Linked DNA regions of Homo sapiens: regions 2, 3 and 4 are each linked to region 1. Evidence: chromatin contacts called from ENCODE Hi-C or POLR2A ChIA-PET data. All regions are on one chromosome and are shown on one strand. The core of a region is the stretch at or near the end of the contact, and the rest is flanking DNA. Distances in the headings are between cores, read along the strand shown. Region 1 holds the start of AK7 (adenylate kinase 7). Region 2 holds the start of PPP2R5C (protein phosphatase 2 regulatory subunit B'gamma). Region 3 holds the start of RPS6KA5 (ribosomal protein S6 kinase A5). Region 4 holds the start of WDR20 (WD repeat domain 20).

Evidence for each region. A loop is a pair of places that touch in the nucleus more often than their neighbours do. ChIA-PET counts read pairs that join two places held with the same protein, here RNA polymerase II (POLR2A). Pooled maps may share reads with other maps.
Region 2: a loop to region 1 is called in a map of CD8-positive, alpha-beta T cell, with 22 times the contacts of the local background. The contact joins the promoter of PPP2R5C here to the promoter of AK7 in region 1. A Hi-C loop is called at or near these places in 3 of 168 maps with a recorded cell type or tissue (CD8-positive, alpha-beta T cell, gastrocnemius medialis and naive thymus-derived CD4-positive, alpha-beta T cell), 1 of 37 single-sample maps with no recorded cell type and 9 of 50 pooled maps.
Region 3: a map of ascending aorta shows a loop between it and region 1 (19-fold over the local background). The contact joins the promoter of RPS6KA5 here to the promoter of AK7 in region 1. A Hi-C loop is called at or near these places in 1 of 168 maps with a recorded cell type or tissue (ascending aorta) and 4 of 50 pooled maps. POLR2A ChIA-PET finds 5 or more read pairs at or near these places in 1 of 52 experiments (CD4-positive, alpha-beta T cell).
Region 4: a map of CD8-positive, alpha-beta T cell shows a loop between it and region 1 (28-fold over the local background). The contact joins the promoter of WDR20 here to the promoter of AK7 in region 1. A Hi-C loop is called at or near these places in 2 of 168 maps with a recorded cell type or tissue (CD4-positive, alpha-beta memory T cell and CD8-positive, alpha-beta T cell) and 5 of 50 pooled maps.

What each region holds. Positions count from the first base shown.
Region 1 is chr14:96,390,415-96,393,578 of GRCh38, forward strand. It overlaps AK7 (adenylate kinase 7), which reads left to right and starts at 1,714. Exons shown (of 18, transcript NM_152327.5): 1 at 1,714-1,845. The coding sequence starts at 1,741. RefSeq lists a silencer at 1,274-1,783.
Region 2 is chr14:101,760,066-101,763,121 of GRCh38, forward strand. It overlaps PPP2R5C (protein phosphatase 2 regulatory subunit B'gamma), which reads left to right and starts at 1,644. Exons shown (of 16, transcript NM_001352913.2): 1 at 1,644-1,855; 2 at 2,840-2,905. The coding sequence starts at 1,829. RefSeq lists silencers at 490-599, 670-819, 880-929, 1,390-1,549, 1,560-1,799 and 2 more.
Region 3 is chr14:91,058,717-91,061,937 of GRCh38, forward strand. RPS6KA5 (ribosomal protein S6 kinase A5) reads right to left here and starts at 1,925. Exons shown (of 17, transcript NM_004755.4): 1 at 1,616-1,925. The coding sequence starts at 1,718. It also overlaps a transcript of DGLUCY not described here. RefSeq lists silencers at 1,378-1,447, 1,518-1,647, 2,018-2,077, 2,298-2,427 and an enhancer at 1,655-2,235.
Region 4 is chr14:102,138,203-102,141,432 of GRCh38, forward strand. It overlaps WDR20 (WD repeat domain 20), which reads left to right and starts at 1,695. Exons shown (of 3, transcript NM_144574.4): 1 at 1,695-1,970. The coding sequence starts at 1,722. It also overlaps a transcript of HSP90AA1 not described here. RefSeq lists a silencer at 935-1,130 and enhancers at 1,731-1,780, 1,791-1,950.

The DNA of each region.
Region 1 (3,164 bases), core at 464-2,963:
GTGCCTGAAAGCCCAGAGCCTCCAAGCTGTCTGAAGATGTTGGGCCACCTCCGTTTTTTGAAACAACCAGTATTTTTTAAAAAGAAGAAGGCCAGGTGGGGTGCCTCACACCTGTAAATCACAGCACTTTGAGAGGCCGAGGCGGGTGGATCACTTGAGGCCAGAAGTTCAAGACCAGCGTGACCAACATGCTGAAAACCTGTCTCTACTAAAAATACAAAAATTAGCCGGGAACGGTGGTAGGCGCCTGTAGTCCCAGCTACTTCGAAGGCTGAGGCAGGAGAATCGCTTGAACCCGGGAGGCGAGGTTGCAGTGAGCTGAGATTATGCCATTGCACTCCAGTCTGGGTGACAGAGCGAGACTCCATCTCAAAAAAATAAATTAAAAATAAAAAGAACAAGAACGCTGGCGTGGTGGCTCATGCCTGTAATACCAGCACTTTGGGAGGACGAGGCAGGAGAGTTTCTTGAGCTCCGGAGTTAGAGACTAGCCTGGGCAACAAACATAGTGAGACCCTGTCTCTATTAAAAATAATAAAAAGAACGAGAAGAAACCACGCACACACAATTGCTGCAAGTGTTAAATATTTGCATTTAAGGAGTTAATGCTTAAGGCATGAAAACAGTTCAATATGATCAGGCTATTCCAAGGGAACTGCGTATTCTTAGTCCACCACAACCTTTATGGTCCAGTGATCACCGAGGTGAATGTTATCTTTTAATTTGTGGATTTATCTCAGCAACTGCATGTATAATCTCTTGTGGAACGGTCAAGTCTAAATTTCTTCCCTTGGTGAATGTGAGCGAATCCCGGGCGCCTACGGGCTCTGGTCGCCCCCAGCCGACACCAGGGGTCTTCCCGGAACGTGCGTCTGGAAACAACCCCCAAGGGAGCTGAGCCGGCGGACCAAGCCGCACCTGCCGCAAGGCGGGACCACGCTAGCGTCGCTCGGGTGTTCGGGAGCCCGAAACTCCATGGCAACAGCTTTTCTTCGCAGCTGAGGCTTACGTCCCGTCGCCCCGGCCAGACCACCCCATGGGAGCGTGCTGAGTAACTCCCACGTGTCGGGGAGAGGCCTAGGCTGTGGGCCATTCCCTCTTCTTCAGAATTCTCATTATTTTTAGTCATCGGGTCAAGCGGACACAGGGATGTGTTTCCAGACTTTCCGAACAATGGAGATTAAAAAGGCACAGCAATCACATGGCCCCCCGGGACAGACGCCCAGGGAGCTTCGGAAAGAAACCATGCACTGCCCAAGGGCTCCCAGTGGGCAGCAAGCCAGGGTGAGACCCGGGCTGCACGCGCGGCGCCGCGGAAAGCACTCGCAGGGACATCCGCCTGGCGCCCAGCAGCCGACAGCGCGCGCAGTTGCGAGCCCTGAGCCCCGCTTCGCCCGGCGCGCCCCGCCCAGCCCACTGCACTACACACCCCGCCCTGCCCGGCATGCCCCGCCCAACCCCCCGGCACGACTCGCCCCGCCCTACCCGGCACGCCCCGCCCAGCGACCGGCACAGCCTGCCCCGTCCCGCCTGGCACGCCCTGATTAGCGCCGGGCACGACACGCACCGCCCCGCCCGGCACTCCCTGCTTCGCCCACGACACGCCCCTCCCCGCCCGGCAAACTGCCCGGAGCCAAGGCCCCGCCCCCAGAGAGAACCTGCCCCGCCTCCCTGGCCCGGGCCCCGCCTCCTTGGCAAGCGAGTGGCGCTTTCACCTTAGCAACCAGCGCGGCTCCCACCATGGCTGAAGAAGAGGAAACTGCTGCTCTCACGGAGAAGGTTATCCGGACCCAGAGGGTGTTTATAAACCTGTTGGATTCCTACAGCAGCGGAAACATCGGGAAGGTGAGCGGCGGCGGCGGCCCAGAGCCTCACGCCAGCTCTCAGCTCCCAGCCCTCGGCCCCCGGTCCGCAAACCCAGCGAGGGTCTGCGCCCCAGGGCGCTGTCGGGGCCTTTCCTCAGGGAGGGTCCCGCGTCCTGGGCACCACCAATGCCCCCTGGACCCCAGTCCGCACCCAGGCTGGTCAAGAGATTCTACATGGAAGCTCAGGTGTCTGGAAATCACTGGTCCATCCCCTGTTCCTCCTTTTAATGAGGGGAAACTGAGGCTAAGAGGCAGGGACTTGCCCAAGATCACATAGAGAGTTGAGGCCAGAACCTGGACAGAGACTCCAGGTCTCTTGCCCCCTCCTAGGTTCTCTTTCTACCCTTCCATCGATTTTGAAGCAGGCAGCTAAACGAGAAAATAAATCAATTTTTTTTTTTTGAGACGGAGCCTTGCTCTGTCGCCCAGGCTGGAGTGCAGTGGCGCGATCTCGGCTCACTGCAAGCTCCGCCTCCCGGGTTCACGCCATTCTCCTGCCTCAGCCTCCGAGTAGCTGGGACTACAGGCGCCCGACACCGCGCCCGGCTAATTTTTTGTATTTTTAGCAGAGACGGGGTTTCACTGTGTTAGCCAGGATGGTCTCGATCGATCTCCTGACCTCGTGACCCACCCGTCTCGGCCTCCCAAATTACAGGCCGAGTAAATCCAAAAGGGATTACAGGCGTGAGTAAATCAAATTTTTATATTGCCCATGAAGCGTTTTTCATTCATCCATCCCTTCAATATATGGTTTTTGAGCATCTATTATGGACCAGACACTGTTTGGGTCCCCGAGTTCCATTAAGTTTCCTCACCTTTCTGTGTCTTTATCCCTGGAAAATGAAGATATTCAGAAAAAGGGCTCTGGGGCCCTTCATGCTAATATGATCAGTTGTCAAAAGAAAGCCATGATTTTATCATTCCCTGTGGGTAGGACCCGTCCATCTGAATTCTGTCCTCTAGAGCTACAGAGAAATCTAATCTCACCCTGGACAGACTTCTCTGAGGCTAATGACTGCACTTTCGAACAGGACAAATCTGCTTAAAATAGGATGAGGCTACAGTACGTACAATCTGTATTAGTTTTCTAGGGCTGTGGTAACCAATTGCCACAAACTGGATGACCTTATAAAACAGAAATTATTCTCTCGCAGTTCTTGAGGGCAGAAGTCCAAGATCAAGGTGTCAGCAGGGTTGGTTTCTACTGGAAGCTCCAGGGGAAGAACTGTTGCTTGCCCCTCTCCTAGCTTCTGGTAGTTGCCAATAATTCTTGGCACCCCTTGGCAGTAGACTCCAATC
Region 2 (3,056 bases), core at 394-2,893, 5.4 Mb after region 1:
GGGGCTAAGAGAACGCGATGATTTTTAAGCTGCCAGTTAAGATGCAGCTCCTTCATCATCACAGGTGAAGCACCAATGCCTCTCGCACGTGAAATCCGTACGCTCCTAGAGTCTTACTACCTAATGCATTTCTGCAATCTGGGACGCCTGTCCTTAGCGTCTTCAATAGTTTTGGGCACGAGGTGGACCGCGGAAGTATTGTATTGAAAAGTTAACGTTTTTCCCTTGGACACCCTCTCCTCACAGCTATTAACAAGCTGAGAGAAATCAGGTGACTCCCAGTCATGCAGAGGTTTCCTCACCATTTATGATCAAGCCAAATTAAAGAATAAAAATAAAATCCTATTGGCGCAGCGGCCACCAAGTCTTTGAGGCCTCGCCTCGGTGGGCGGGGCCGACGCCGGAGGAGAGGGGCTGCGCATGTGGGCGTGACCTCGCGGAAGGAGCTGCGGAGGGCGGGGCCGACTGGAGAGGGGCGGGGCTGTCGGGTGGGTGGGACCTCGCGGCAAAAGCTGCGGAGGGCGGGACCAACCAGGAAAGGACGGGACTGTCGGGTAGGCGGGACCTTGCGGGAGAAACTGCGGAGGGCGGGACCAACCAGGGAGGGGCGGGCTGTCGGATGGGCGGGACCTCGCGGGAGGAGCTGCGGAAAGCTGAGCTGGTGAGGGGAGGGGCTGGTCGAGGGGAGGGGCTGGTCGAGGGGAGGGGCTGGCCGAGGGAAGGGGCCGGCCGAGGGGAGGGGCCGGTCGAGGGGAGGGGCCGGTCAAGGGGAGGGCCCGGCCAAGGGGAGGGGCCGGTCGAGGGGAGGGGCCGGTCGAGGAGAGGGGTTGGTCGAGGGGAAGGGCTGGCCGAGGGGAGGGGCTGGCCGAGGGAAGAGGAGGGGAGGGGACGGGCTGGTCGAGGGGAGGGGAGGGGAGGGCAGGGGACGGGCTGGTCGAGAGAAGGGGAGGGCAGGGGACGGGGTGGTCGAGGGGAGGGGACGGAGGGGAGGGGAGTGGAGGGAGAGGAGGGAAGGGGAGGGGAGGGAAGGGAGGGGAGGCGGGGCCCAGCGGTGTCCCGCGAAACTGCCGCTCGCTCGGTTCCCGGGCCTCCCCGTGCGCCTCAGTGCAAAGCGTGCCAGGCACTCTTGACTGCAACGAGAGCCGCGGCGGTGAGGGGGCAAGGCCAAGAGGCCACGGTTCGCGTTTCGCCGGCTGCAGAAGTTGTTGCCATACATTTCAAATGTGCATTTCCTACGTCTCACGCTCTGTCTTGCGCCTCCACAGCGGGCCACGGCCCTGTCACCGCAGTCGCAGCCACATGCTCCCTCCCCTGAGTCGGCTCAGCTCTGCTCAGCGGTCAGCCCCGCGCCAGGAGGCCGCGGCCTGCCTGAGGCCGGCTCGCAGCGACTCGGGACGGAGGGCGGGGGCGTGAACGGGTCGCGCGGAGAGGGTGGGGGGAGCGGGGAGCGTTAGGGTACGTGGGGGCGCGTCGACCAATGGCAGGGCGCTGTTGAGTGCAGCGGGGCGGGGCCGGGCGCGGGGGTGGGGCGAGCGGCGGGCGGGGCGGGGCGGCCGGCCGGGGGGTGGGAGGAGAGGGGCGGGGCGGGCCGGCCGGGGGAGGGGCGGAGAGACGCCGCCGCTGCCGCCGCCGCCGCCGCCGCCGCCGCCGTGGCTGCCGCAGCCTCTGGGAGTCTGGAAAAGGGGAAGCGAGAGCAAGCGAAAGACTCAGTCCCCGGGCGGCGGCGGCGGCGGCGGCCGCGGGGGCGCGACGGCCGGGGCGGGGGCGCTGCTGCTGCGGGGGCAGGCGGCGGCAGGGGCGGCGGCGGCGGCGGCGGCCCGCTCCAGCCATGCCGAATAAAAACAAGAAGGAGAAAGTGAGTCCGGGCCCGGCCGCGGGACGGAGGGAGCAGGGAGGGACTGCCGGGGGAGGGCGCGACGGCACCGGGGTCCTGCGCCCGGGCCCCGGCTCAGTTCCCCGCCTGACGCCGCGGGCTTCGCGTCCCCGAGGGCGGCCGAGCCAGGCATCCCCGGGCTTCTCTCGGCCTCATGCCCGGTGGGGGCGGGGAGCCCGGGGATCGCGCCGGAGCCGCGGGGCGCAGGCCCGGGCCGCTGGGACCTTCGTGATGGGCCGGGGCTGGGCGTGGAGGGAGGGCGCGGCCCGGGGAGGGGGTCGGAGGGGCGCCCGTTTCCGACAGCGCGCCGTGGGCTTGGGCGGGCAGGTGCGGCCGCCGAGGGGGTTCGCAGCCTCGCAGGCTCCCGGAAAGGAGCTTCAGGGATGGGGGCTGTAGACGCCTGGGGAGGGACCCCTGTACGGGGGAAAGGGAGCGAGAAGGGACCCCGCTGAGAGCTGGTAAGGAATTCTCTGCCGCCCCGGAGGGACGCTCTGGGGCTCTCGAACACTATTATTATCCTGGGTGGCGGCGGCGGTGAGGGCTGCGAGCAAGGGTGCTGCGTTTGCATTCGGGGGGGCGGGTATGTTTCTGCTTCAGGTGGAGCTCTGTAGCGTTTCATTATCACCCCAGAAATCCTCACTCATAGGGTTTAGGGTGGGAGGGTAGAAAGGGATGTGATGTGGATCTCAAAATGCCAGAAGCACTGTATAAAATTGGATTTATCTGTTTTCTGCTTGAAGTTTTCAACCTCAAATGCAGATAAAACGAAAAGAATCTGAATGGGGGTTGGGGGGCATTGCACTGTTGGAATCCTAAACGGTATGATATAGAATTTCCTAATGGTATGAATTAAAAATATCAGAAGCTGTAGTTGTATAAATCACTTTTAAAACTGCATTTGGCTTATCTGATGTTTACCTGTCTAAAAAGTGAGAAGACTAATTGACTTTGCTTGATGTTTACCAGGAATCACCAAAAGCAGGGAAGAGTGGAAAAAGTTCAAAAGAAGGACAAGACACAGTAGAATCAGAGGTAACTGTCATCAAATATTGACTTTGTATTTTATACACAGCTTTTAACTTCAGGTAGAAAAACCGAGAGTGATAAAGCCTAGAATCTTCTAAAATGTTTCCCTATGTGAGGTTTTTTTTTTGTGGTGTCTTTTATAACCCTCAATTTTAGT
Region 3 (3,221 bases), core at 675-3,174, 5.3 Mb before region 1:
AAATCACCTGAATTCATACAGGTTATGTTAGGAACTCAAAAATATGGAACAGCTGGCTCAAGATGTATAACAGATTCACAATGACCAAAAAAACAATGTTTACAAATGTTGAATTAAGAAGCATGAATTTGACATCTCTCTTGAATTAAGTCACCACACTGGCACCCAATGGAATGCTTATAGGCAATCTCAGTAGAAATAACAAAAACTGAAAGAACTGACGGACAGAGCTAACTTTCCAATCTGTTCAAAACAGAAACAAGATGTACTAGTGGACACCTGAATCCTGCCGTTTAAGCTTTTGTGCCTTCACAATTAAATAATAACCCGGCCGGGCACGGTGGCTCACGCCTGTAATCCCAGCACTTTGGGAGGCCGAGGCGGGCGGATCACTTGAGGTCGGGAGTTCGCGACCAGCCTGACCAACGTGGAGAGGACCGCCCCCCCCACCCCGCCCCCACAAAAAATACAAAATTAGCCGGGCATGGTGGCGCATGCCTGTAATCCTAGCTACTCCGGAGGCTGAGGCAGGAGAATCGCTTGAACCCGGGAGGCGGAGGCTGCGGTGAGCCGAGATCATGCCACTGCACTCCAGCCTGAGCAACAAGAGCGAAACTCTGTCTGAAAAAAAAAAAAAAAAATCCCAATATGCCAAAGCAGCTCTGTCAAAAACCTTCAACGCTCACAAACATATCTAGTAATAACGAACGACTCATTAAAATGTACTATCTGTTCAGAGAAAAAAGTATTAATATATCTACAATACGAGACTGGGCTCCAAGAATATAAATCCAAATTGTACTGATTGGTCTGAATAAGCATTTTCCAAAATGAACAACCTGAACCTACACCACGAATACATTTAATTAGTTATAAAGCTTAGGACAACGCTAGTGATCTCAAACATTAGAACGTAAGCGCTGAAGCCTGCTCGTTAGTTCCTTTTACCTGGAGCTTTAAATTTCTAAAGCCATCATCTCCAGGGACCTCTGAAGGAAATTCAAGGCCAAGTATAGTATTTCATGATAAGTGAGAATAAAGGCACTCAATCCCTGGAGCCGGCGATTCCTGTTCCTGTCTCTAGACTGGACTCGGTAAAAGCCCGAGGCGAAACCTCCCGTTTATCTCCTACAGGACCCCAGCACCTTAGGGGATGGCTCCACAGAGCCCCACCGGGACCCCCCATCGCGGGGACCAGAGGGGCGGAGGAGGGAGACACTCTCCAAAACAAAGCGCCGCTCGCCCCACGCGGAGGCAGGCGCACCTTTCGCCCTGACAGGACGCAGACACACGTGTGTCACCTGTGCGGGAAGGGGGAGCAGCGACATCCTCGGAGGTGCGTGCCACGGGCAGCGGTCGGCGGCTGCGCTGGCCCCGATGCCTGGTGCCCGCCGCTCATTCCCGGGCTGGGGAAAACTTTCGGCCGCCTCCCCCAAGGCGCGCCCCCACCTCCCGGGACCCCCGGGGCACGCGCCCCGACCGCGACGCCCCGCCCCAGGCCCGCCCCTCCGCGCCCACGGCTGCGGCCCCGCGCCCCCAGCCCCGCGCGGGCACCCGCGTGCCCTCAGGCGCGCCCCCGCGCCGGGCCCGGCCGGCAGAGGGCGGGGTCGCTCACCAGTCCGCAGCTCGTGCTTGACAGTGAGGAGCTGCTCTCCTCCGTCGCCGCCGTCCGCGCTGGTCCCCGCGGCGCCGCCGCTGCTGCCACCCTCCTCCTCCATCTTCTCCTTTTTTTCCGATCCCGCGGGTCGCTACGAGGGGAACCCAGGAGACAGCGGACGCCCGTCCCCTCGCAGCCGCTGCCGCGGCCCCAGGAGTCGGGGTGCGGCGGCTCCAGAACTCGGACGCAAAGACGAGTCTCTTTCCCGCTCTGGCCGCACGGCTCGCTCCTCGCCTCCTCCCCCTTCGGCGGGCACCGCTAGTACCGCGCAACCAAACCGCCCCCTGCTCCACCGCCGCCTCCTCAGGCCGCTCCGCCCACAGCCAGCAAGGTAAGGGAGCCATTCGAGCCGCCTTCGCTGATTGGACACAGGGCGCGCGCGTCTGCCAACGCCGGTTCCCATTGGGCAGTACGCTGTGACGTTTCACGAGCCTCCCCGCCTCGCTCCTCGAATTGTTGTTGCTTGGCGGGGAGGCAGGAGAGGGAGGAGCGCCGCCACTCCGATTGGTGAGACCCAAAGCTCTGCCCCGCCCATTTCCTCTGGTGCGCACTCGCAGTCAAGACCTTCCCTTCCCTGACCTCCCCAGAACGGTCACACCCCTTATTCCCCAGCTTCGATCTGTTAGTAAACAGTGTCTAGTAGTCAGGAGGCGCTCGGGGTCTCTGATTGGCTACTGCCGAAAGAGGCGGGGAGGGATGATTGGAACGTTTGGTCCGCCAATCACCGTGGACAGAGGAGGGGCCTGGAGGGTAGCGCTTATCACCCACGTGTTTGCAGACAAACCTAAGGGTCCCGGCAGCGATCCATGCGTGTGTGACAACCAGCGAGACGGCGTGCCCTAAAAAGGTCTTACTCGCTCTAGTGAACCCTAAACAAGTTAAGCAGAGTGTTTGTTCTTAAATAACAGATAGTTCTTAAACGTTACAAAAATTCACAGTCCCAGCTCCCGATGAGGAATTTTACGAAGGAGAGACATTTCTGTTTCGTACAAGACTCTTACTAGGCGCCGAAAGGATGCAGAGATTAACAAAATAGAATACAATTCCTCCCCTAAGCAGCTTTCAATAGAACGTGAGAAACAATCTGTGTGTGTACACAAAAGAACTATAAAGCAGAATTTGAAATAAAGCAGTCGTACAAAGCGTTAGAGAATCTCGCACGGATGGCAATAATTATTCCCAGACGAGGAACTGGGGAAAGCTTTTAGGGCAAGGAGGCATTTGAGATAACCAACGTAAAGGATGGATAAGAGAGAAATACCAGCAATAGACATTCCACACAGAGAGAGTAACTGTGAGCATTGGCCTACAGCAGAGAAGGCAAGGGTGGGTTAAGTGATTGATAAGGTTAGATGAAAGTATGATGTAAGAGATACAGCTGACAAGGTGAGGTGTGGTAAGATAATGGGGAACTAGGGATGCTGTGCTGAAGAGTGCAGATTTTTTTTAGTACACAGTGATGAACTGAAAAGAGGAGAGAGATAGCAGGGCAGGAATCCTGCTGCAAGGATAGAACTAAAGGGAACCTGATTTCTAGTAGCAGACACGAGAATGGGAAAAAGCA
Region 4 (3,230 bases), core at 445-2,944, 5.7 Mb after region 1:
GCTCGCTGGGTTTTTTTCCCCCCCCAAAAATTATACTTTTTTTCCTCTTGATAATTAGGAAACACAGATAAATTATTTTTAGATGATTCAAGATGCCACTATCCTTCAAGTTGATTATTGTAAAATACGTGTTTTCAATGTAAAATAACACAGTTATGGAGTTTGGGATATAGCCATGGTAACGACAGAACATACCCTGGTGTTTTAAGATTAGGGAAAGTCGGATAACATCAAAACAATTCTAAGAAAAAATTTTAAGTATTTTTCAGGCTCTATTAATTAAGAAGTACTTCAGTGCTTTTTTTTCTTTTTTTTTTCCAACACTACAAAGGCTAAAGATGTTATTATCAAATGTATTACTACATCATTGGCACAGTTTCTATTGGTATCTACTTGCTTTTTAATACGGAAGATGTTTATGATTTACACTCCTCCTACTTTAGAAATTCTCTCCATTCACTTCTTTTGTGCCCCTCCAGATATAATCTGAACTTCCAGGAATAGATCATTCTTGGTGTTACAAATGTTGGCTTCCCCCCTCCCTGGAATTCTATTAGAATGTTTCTGTCACTTTAGAAGCTTTCTTATTCTGGTGTAACATGCCAAGAAACCCAGGTATAAAATAGTGATTGTTGAATCTTACTTTGACACGTGTGCCCGTCCTTATAAATCTAGACCCTGTACATTACATGCATACAACTATCCCTATGGATCTACTAGTAAATAATCTCACAGACTCCACCTGAGGCTTCTGGAAAAAAAAACAATTACCTTAAATTTTATTAAGAGCTCTTCGTAACCTACTGAGCAAGATCAGTGAATCCTAAAAAGATTCAGTCCCCGGTTCCCAAAGCGCTTCCCCGCCCCGTGTTTCTGAACAGCTGGAGAGGACAAACCTCCGCTAAGAAGCGGAGGCCGCCAGTGCTCATCACACGCAGGAATTAGGATATCTGGCTTGAGAACACCTATGCTGTACCACATTCTTCTCTCCCCCTACCCCGCCTGAAATAAAACATAGTGAAGCGTAAATCTTGAGTCCCTTGGTACCTTCTCAGAAACGGCGGCGAGGAGGCTTCAGAGGGGCTTCCTGGGCGGGGATCCAGACGGTCGCGCGGGTATTCAGCACTCTGGGCGGGACAGTCCCTGTCCCGAAGGGAGGGCCCAGGAGGGGTGGAGCCGTCCCCGCCCGAACACGGGGGCATCCGCGCTCCCCGTAGGGTACCCCGCGTGCTGGCTCCGAAGCGGTGGCCGTCGGGGTGGCGCTCTTCCTCCGCTCTTTGGGGTCCCGGCGCCCCTCAGGGCAGGGCGGGAGACCGCTGAGGAGGCACCCTCAAGTTCACCTCAGGCTCATGACACCAGCCCCGCCGCGGTTCCCCCTGACCGGCTTTCCGCTGGCCCTGGCGGCTGCGGAACGGTCAACTAGACCCCACTAGCTGAAGCCGGCATCACCTGGGAAGCAGCCATGCCGCCCGGAGGCCACACCCGGGGGAGGAGCCTGCGGACGCCCAGTCGGGTGGAGCACGCCAGGTGAGCACGCCTGCGCAGTCGGGCCGTAAACAAGCCCACCCCTTCCCTTTGGCCCGCCCTCGCAGGGCTGGCCCGCGGGTGGGAGGGGCGAGAAGGAAGAGGCAGGGGGTGGGGGAAGAGGGAGCACCAGGAACAGCGCCTGCGCGGTGGGCGTGATCCGGGCACTTAGGGCAGGATGAACGCTGCTTTCCAAGATGGCGACGGAGGGAGGAGGGAAGGAGATGAACGAGATTAAGACCCAATTCACCACCCGGGAAGGTCTGTACAAGCTGCTGCCGCACTCGGAGTACAGCCGGCCCAACCGGGTGCCCTTCAACTCGCAGGGATCCAACCCTGTCCGCGTCTCCTTCGTAAACCTCAACGACCAGTCTGGCAACGGCGACCGCCTCTGCTTCAATGTGGGCCGGGAGCTGTACTTCTATATCTACAAGGGGGTCCGCAAGGTACCGACCCGGGCGTCACCGGAGCCAGCCAGCGGCGTAGGCAGAGGCCGGGAGCAGGGCGGTGACAGTGGGGCCAGGGTGACCGAGAGGGGTGGCCGTCGCTCTTACTTTTGAGTGGGCCGGTAACTCCACTGGGGTACTCCTGAGGAGAGGGGATTCAGGAGTAAGGAGGGTGGTGGCGGTGGCGTTTCGAAGGGGTGGGGGCAGTGGAAAGGGACCGTGGGGCGCGGGGGTTCTGGCTGGGAGGCTCCCGGGGGAGCCGGCTGCGTCCCCTCCAGCCTGGTCCATCAGGCTCTGACATGGCCAGGGAGCGGGCCTGCGAGTCCCCGGAAGAGGTGAGGTGGCCGTCTTGTCTGCTTCGATTGCCTCGCCTCCCTGGAGGGTTGGAAGTCTCGCCCTGGGTTAGAGAACAGGGACGCAAGACGGCTTAACAAGATCTCTGTAAGGCGGAACCGGGGCCGGGAAGCGGAGCATTGAGACTAGGTCAGAAAGAACCTGCTCGGCACGCAGGGCTACTCCACCTGCTGCCGCACTGACACTTCCTAGGAGCCTCTCCTGGTGTTAACATTTCTATTTCCAAAAACATCCGCGGGAGGACGGCTGTCACTGTCTCCGCCGTGGGGACCTTCTGAAAGATTGTTAAGGAGAGTCATCTTGTCCCTTGTAGTATGCGAAGGGCTGAGTACTACAGTTGAAATGATGTTTCCAGTGAACTAAGCTGGTTCAGAGGGGTTGTGTGAGAGTGCCCAGATTAATCTTGTCCAACAAGTCAGACTGTGTCCCAAACAGGGAGTGATATGCTTTAAAAGCTGCTTTAAAGGGACCATCCTTCTTGGCGGGCGAGTTACCGGTAATTCTGTGAAACATGTAAGCATCCTTTAAAAGTATCTCTTTAAAAGCAGCCATTTATTAGAGTTTTTCTTTCATTGGCTATGTAACTATGTTTTCACTGAGAATTGCTTATTTTTGAGATTGTAGTCTTTGACTTGATGTCATGGAAGAGTGAGGAAATTAATGCATCCCACAGCACCTCCAAATAGGACAAGGTGATAAAAGATTAAGTCGTAAATGCATGTTAGCATGAAAATAAATTGTTCATATTGAAGAGTGAACATTCTTCAGGATTTAATATAGCCAGATCCAGTACAGGATTTTCGCTTGTTACAAGAGCTAGGGAAATGACAGTGGTATCTAAATGTAGCAAAGTTGTTTCTTTGATTCAGGGTGAATCTTTTTTTCTTAGTCTTTATGATAATAAGT